Regions from separate parts of the Homo sapiens genome. Here region 2 is linked to region 1. The links are chromatin contacts, found by Hi-C or POLR2A ChIA-PET in ENCODE. All regions are on one chromosome and are shown on one strand. Each heading gives the region's core, a stretch centred on a gene start or an enhancer-like site at or near the end of the contact. The rest is flanking DNA. Distances are from core to core; before and after follow the strand shown.

Region 1 (3,523 bases), core at 122-2,621:
AGAGTCTCCTGAATCTGAGAATGTTGTAATATTACTCAGTCTATATTTACTGCATAATGATTATGCTGTCTTGGTAAGATAAAAATTAGATAAACATTAGGGATGTATATGAGAGGTGACAATAAAAACTGAAGTCAATGTCTTATATTCAAGGGATTTATAACTCTCTCTGGGCTAGCACAATCTGAAAAGCAGAATTAAAAGGGAAAAACTGGTAGATACCTCTTTTAACGAACACTCAACTGTAAAACCACCTGGTTTTCCTCTTTAAAGAAAGAAGAAATTGCTTCTGCCAGCTTACTGAACAGAACTTCCCTGTGATGTCTGATAACAGCCTATACTCCAATCTCTGTAAAAGTCACACTAATTATTAATACACTGGAGCAGAGTTCAGGTTCCATTTTGTCATACAGTCTTAGTGAAACTGCCTCATTATATTGTTCTATCGGTTTGTTAGTAACAAAATTCCCTTGCTATTCATATTAGAGCTGCTTTAAATTTTATTCCACATTAAATAAACTTTTTAATCAGATTTTCTTTTAGGTTATTTTATCATAGTAAAAATTTTATTTTAGGTTACAAAAACAATTTCAGGATTCATTAAATAGCAGCAAGAGAGCAAATACCACGACTTGAGCACTACAGATGAGTAAACTTCCAGAACAGTTCTGAGCACGGCTTTCAATAAAATGAACAAGTTGTTTACATAGCTGTGAGAAAGGTTATTGTTTCATTGGTTTTGCGTCCTAGTGCAGCATTCAGCATTTAGTGGGAGTCCAATCAGTGTTTACTGAATAAAACAAACTAAGTGATGAGCAGAAATCTGGAAATGTTGTGGTTTCCGAAATACTGCTGCTACGCAGACAAGTTATGACTAACATTCCCCCTTGAAGTTAAAACTGTTTGTATAAATAATTTTAAAAACAATAAAGAACCCACTATGTATCAGACATTTTACAAACAATCTTATTAAAACCCAGTCTTGGCAAGTAGGTATCTTATTTGACACTTTAGGGAAACTGAGGCTCAGAAAAGTTAAATAACGCTCAATTACACCCATGCAGAAAGTGAGGGGTCTTGGATTAAGTCCTGATCATTCGATCTTTCTACAGTACACTCACAGACCTGTGGGCAATGTTTTATATAATTATTCCTTGAAATTACGGTAAAAAATCAAATCCACTCTCGGGCTTGGCCGGGAAGTGTATATTTCTTTACTGGCATAAAAAAAAAATTAAAAAACCAACAAGGAAAAGAAAAGAAAAGATGTATTTCTTCTTGCCTGACTAGAACATATGCTTGTATTTTAAGAGTACCAAAGGTGACAGACTGAATTTACAGCTACAGCATAGTCATGTTTAGCTCGCCTGGAAACAGAACTACCCTGATCTCTCAGCAAAAGGAACAGAGGGTGCTTCCCCATACAGAAGACAGAGTCAGGCCAACTCTAAAGAGAACTAGGGCATTGCCTAGGAACCCATCTGTGGCAAGGGGGTACCACTGCCAGGAGGCCCCACAAACACCTCTGGAATTAAGACGGAAAGTCACTTCCATGTCTTCTGTGTTGCTTCTGATGTTTAGAAACAAAAAGTATTGACACTAGTTCAGAAAAATGAGCCTATCTTTATTAGCATAAAGACTCTCAGATTACGAGGATTTAAAAAAAAATGACCCCGCCTCTGAACCGTGAAGAACTAGGGAAATCTGAGTAAAATACAAAAAGGATCTTGAGAGGGCAAGATCCCGAAGAAGGGTGCAGAAAATTCTGCCCATATTTGACTCTCTTTTTCCCCTTACCTTATTCATCAATTTGGAAGTTGTTTCAGAGGCTGAGAAGTTACACAGATAATGGCAACTAAGAAGCAGAGAAGCTGAGAAGAGATTGCTTTCAGGAGTCCACTGATTGAGAAAATAAAAATGCGAGTTCAGGGCCCACGAAAGAGGGAAGGCCTAACACCTCGGCTTTTAGCTGGGACACAGAAAGGGTCACCTCAGGAGTAAGAAAGAACCTGAAATAGACGAGACCTAACAAAGTCTAAAAACCAGTTTGAAATAATCTCACTTCCATATTAGATTAAGGTGCTCTGCCCTTAGCCTAGCTTCCTAATAGAAGCAAAAGTAAATCCTACAAATACTTCCATAAAGTAAAAAACACCACTCAGAGCCCAGTATTTTTTTTTTTTTCATAAACAAAGACAACATTTCATAAAGAATTTCTGGGCATACCAGGAAACAGAAGAAAAAGATAATGGAAACAAGATCCACAGATGATCCAAATACTGGAGTTAATGGGCACAAACTATTTAATTTTTTTTTTTTTTTTGAGACGGAGTCTGGCTCTGTGACCCAGGCTGGAGTGCAGTGTTATAATCTCGGCTCACTGCAAGCTCCGCCTCCCGGGTTCACACCATTCTCCTGCCTCAGCCTCCTGAGTAGCTGGGACTACAGGTGCCTGCCACCATGCCGGACTAATTTTTTGTATATTTAGTAGAGACGGGGTTTCACCGTGTTTGCCAGGATGGTCTCAATCTCCTGACCTTGTGATCCGCCCACCTCTGCCTCCCAAAGTGCTGGGATTATAGGCGTGAGCCACTGCGCCCGGCCTTGCATTTATTAATACTAGAGACGTAGAATCTATGCATAAGAAAATTCTAGAACTAAAATAAAATGATTCAACAACTGAAAACTTAAACTAAAAAAATACACTTAGAATAAAAACCATGAAATGTGTTGGAAGAAACTTAACAATGTATGTGCAATACCTGTATGCTGAAAATTACAAACAGAAATTAAAGATCAAAATAAAAGGAGATATATGCCATGTTCATAGATTGGAAAACTCAGTATTTTTAAGATGTCAGTTCTCTCCAAGCTGATGAATAAATTTAACAGAATCCCATTCAAAATCCCAGCAGATGTTTTTAGAAATTGAAATGACAATTTAAAAATTTATATTAAAATGCAAAGGACTTAGAATGGCCAAAGTAATTTTGAGGAAAAAAATACTTCCACTATCTGATTTCAAGACGTATAAAGCTACAGTAATCAATACAGTGTGGGACTGGGTTAAGAACAGACATATTTATCAATGAAATTGAATAGAATAGAAATTCAGAAGATCGGCAGATTTTTAATAAAGGTGCCAAGGTAATTCAATGAAGGATAATCTTTTTAACGAATGCTACCAGAATAACAGGATTTCTATTTTGAAAAATATGACTATCAACCATTATTGTGCCATACTAAAAATTAAGTGGATCGTAAACATAAATAAGATATATTGTGAATCTCAGAAATGAGAGGATTTTATGAACAGCTTTATGCTAATGAATATTTGGATACGTACAAATCCCTACAAATATACAACTTACAAACAAAAGCTGCTCTTTAAAAGACACTTTTAAGAAAATGAAAAAGCAGGCCACAGACTGGGAGAAAAATATTCACAACATATACTTCTGACAAAAAAGTCATACGCATAGTATGTAAATAACTCCTACAACTCAATTACAAACAACTTAGT
Region 2 (3,561 bases), core at 88-2,587, 340 kb before region 1:
CAGTACTGCCCTACATCATGATGTGCGGCAGCCGACATGGACTCGATTGAGAGACTGTGAGCTACATTGCTTATCTTTAACCAAACTAATCCTAACAGAATGGAGAGGCAACTTAAAAAGATTCTTGCAGAGGAACCACAAAGAGAAAATATTAATTACCAGCAATGAGTAGCCAACAAGAAAGAGACAAAGCTGAAATTCCCTTACTCCTAGTACTGGCCCTGTTAACAGTCACTTCTACAAGGCAGCAATAATGAACACAGATTTAGACCAGAAAAGAAGCCAACTGAACTAGTGTAAAATTGTCTGGAAGACTATTTGAAATAGAGATTTACGTAATTATTGATGGACTTTGGCCTTTATGACTTGAGATATTAATGACAGTAGAACTGCATGTAACTTATAAAATACATAAAGATAGATATATTGGGAGTACTGCTCAAGATTTTGTTACTGATATGAGTGTATATTCAACAAAGGCTGGGGCCACTGTGCCGGGGAAATGAATATAGGGTGGCCACACTGCCTGCTTCCCAGCCTTTTTCACACATGGCACACACGTTGTGTTTGTACTACATGCTGGGATAAGCTACTAGGCTATGGGAAGCTCAAGCCTTTGGTCACCCCAGGTCCCGCTCAGCCAGCCCAAGACTGAGGAGGTCAATATTTTCAGCACACCTATTACCAATTCAGGGCACACTCATATCCCATGTGAGGCACCCTGTAAGCGTACTGGTTGAAAACTCAGTTCTATAGACAGATTTAGGCAGGGTTAATTATTGAAGAATATAGCTATTTGGTGTGAATTGAGTTATCTCTATAGACAAAGGAAGAGAGTTGTGTGTGTGTGTGTGTGTGTGTGTGTGTGTTTTCAATAGACCTCTTAAGCGTCAGCCCAATAAAACTTGTTTGTATCGCAAGTGGGCTTATTGTCAGAGTTAAATATTTACGCTATCTCATTCTCTCAGATCTGATGAAGGAACAAACTTTATAAATATTCTCTTTCCTCTCCGTCAGCGAGCCAATTCCACTTCGGTCTGCCCAGCATTCGACACAGTGCTGCTGCTGACGCAGTAAGTGCTAATGTATGCTTGCCTAACGGATCAGCAAGCCATGGTAGAACCAACACCCTGCTCATCCGTCCTTACATTAGTATGTAGTTAGATCCTTTTCCTGTTCCTCCCAGGAGGTAATCCAAAACATTGCCACTGAATTTCCATCCCCAGTCCTAATCCCTGGCTGCTAATTCTTAGCTGACTTCCCCTCTTCCTTGATGAGGTCACCAAGGCCATCTTACAAAAGCTGTTTCAGGCCGGGCGCGGTGGCTCACGCCTGCAATCCCAGCACTTTAGGAGGCCGAGATGGGCGGATCATGAGGTCAGGAGATCAAGACCACACTGGCTAACATGGTAAAACCCCGCCTCTACTAAAAACACAAAAAATTAGCCGGGCATGGTGGCACACACCTGTAGTCCTAGCTACTTAGGAGGGAGGCAGGAGAATTGCTTGAACCCAGGAGGCGGAGGTTGCAGTGAGCCGAGATCACGCCACTGCACTCCGGCCTGGGCCACAGAGTGAGACTCCGTCTCAAAAAAACAAAACAAAAGAAAAGCTGTTTCAACACCAAATATGTCAACCTAAGCCATCCAGGAAAAAAATCTAAATTGTCTTTGACTTATTCTTTATTAACCAAGCCCACAGTCACTAAGGGATGCTTTGTTTCTCTCCTTTTCCCTCTTCTGCCCACACTGCCCAACTCACTAGTCAACTTGTGAGCATCCCAGGCTCACCCAGCATCAGAGCCTTGGCCCTATCTGTCTCCTCTGCTTGACCCAGGCTTACCCCAGATGTTTAGAGACCCTGCCTAAAGCCTCCTTCCTTCAGGTCTTCCCTCAAGTTCTTTCTCCAAGAGGCCTTCCTTAATTACCTTGAATATATATTGCAAAATGTACAGAAATTAACCCTTCTCCCTCACCTCCATACCCCCTTTCCCTGTTTTATTCCTTCTCTTTATCAGTTATCACTAAAATAAACATAGTTCATTTATTTATGCTATTCACTCTCTGTCTTCTCCACAAGAGCATGAGCCCCACGAGTCAGGAAACTTTGTTTTCCTATTTTGCTCATTCCTGTGCCTCTATAGTCTAAAATTGGGCCTAGCACACAGTAGATATCTAATGAATATATACTTAAATGGACAGGTGGGTTATTGCAATGGACCTATAAATGGTGCTACTGCATCTTCTCTAATGCACTTTCTACCAAAATATTCATCCTAAATTACAAGTTGAAAATCGCCACCTTCCTCATAATTTGTCAGTAACTACATATGATTTATTAAATAGCATCTAAAACCCTTAAAAAGTTCTAGCCCCCATCTCCTTTTCCAATCGCCTTTCCCAATGCAGTGATCTCTCCATACATCCTAAGGTATAGTCACGCTGAGGTTCACTCATCTATTTTTGAACACATTACACACTTAAAGTCTTTGTGTTTTTAAACATACATCCTTTGATCTTGAGCATCTGTTTCCTACTTTACCTTCTACTGAAATCTGTTGATGTTTCCAGGCCACATTTCATATCATGCATAAAGCTTTTCCATTCTTTGAATTGGATTTAAATATGTGCCCCATAGCACATTGCCTTAAGCCCCTGATTACAACAAAAATCATTCTTTCTTGAATTGTGTCCATATCTGTCCCCAAGACGTGACTGTAATATTCTTGAAAAGACATTATATGTCTCCTTTTCATAGTTCCTTTCACACAGTAGATGCTCAATAAATGTTTGTTGGCATTAAGTATACAATGTCACTAGCTGTGCATTTTGGAGGAGGAGAACTGTAGTGAGATAAGCATTTAGGTCCTTTGTAGAAGTAATACACCAACACCAAATAAGTGAATGTCAGCAAAACCGAAAAGAAACAGAAAGCTATAGTTTAAGCCAACATGAAGCAGAAGACTTTACAAGAAACTCTAAAGATAAAAATAACTTCTGCTCTGCTAGAATGCCTGCCACAGAGAGGTCACTTATTTTGGAGTTTGATCCTCAGCTAAAAATAAACAGCTTTTATTGAAACTGAGTTCCCAATATTGTTGTTTAACTATTTTGTGGTTTCATTCAGGTACTTGCAAGGCCCAAAGAACACTAATCAGGATGCCTCAGTGTTACATAAGGGTTCTTTTCATGGAGTAATTTATGGTTAGTTTGAGAAATTGTATCTCATCTGCTTGCTGGGTTTCTCCTCCTTAGGCATGTCTCGTAATGTATATATATGGCCAGTCATTGGCCGGGCCCAGTACCAATGGTCCAGGATGCAGTATAATAAGCACATGTGGGAAGAACAGCGGTTCTCAGGACACTGTTCTAAATCATTGTTTTCCTTTGGGGAGTAGAGAACCAATAATTCCAAGTAGCTTTTATGGCATAATCTTTGCTGAGGCAGTAGAGCATGTTTGAAATCTGGGCCCATGAGCAACAAATTCAGATAGGATCCTCTTGCCCTTTGCTGAGTGCAGAATAAACAGGTCTTTGGGGAGGCCCCACAGAGGCTGAAGGT

What was found. Hi-C counts contacts between places; a loop is a spot of excess contacts on that map. ChIA-PET counts read pairs that join two places held with the same protein, here RNA polymerase II (POLR2A). Pooled maps may share reads with other maps.
Region 2: a loop to region 1 is called in a map of transverse colon, with 4 times the contacts of the local background. The contact joins two enhancer-like sites. A Hi-C loop is called at or near these places in 9 of 168 maps with a recorded cell type or tissue (GM12878, chondrocyte, endothelial cell of umbilical vein and 5 more), 37 of 37 single-sample maps with no recorded cell type and 20 of 50 pooled maps. POLR2A ChIA-PET finds 5 or more read pairs at or near these places in 3 of 52 experiments (AG04450, GM12878 and activated CD4-positive, alpha-beta T cell).

The regions. Positions count from the first base shown.
Region 1 is chr13:33,536,465-33,539,987 of GRCh38, forward strand. It overlaps a transcript of STARD13 not described here. Among named protein-coding and RNA genes, the nearest start is that of LINC02344, 200 kb to the left of the region's middle. Within about 2 kb of position 1,372, at least 7 of the 41 ENCODE cell types and tissues checked have a DNase peak (open chromatin) inside an H3K27ac peak, as active enhancers do; they include sigmoid colon, where a contact is called at or near this core.
Region 2 is chr13:33,196,579-33,200,139 of GRCh38, forward strand. The region is part of intron 1 of STARD13 (StAR related lipid transfer domain containing 13); the gene reads right to left. Among named protein-coding and RNA genes, the nearest start is that of STARD13-AS, 79 kb to the right of the region's middle. RefSeq lists an enhancer at 3,266-3,335. Within about 2 kb of position 1,338, at least 5 of the 41 ENCODE cell types and tissues checked have a DNase peak (open chromatin) inside an H3K27ac peak, as active enhancers do; they include sigmoid colon, where a contact is called at or near this core.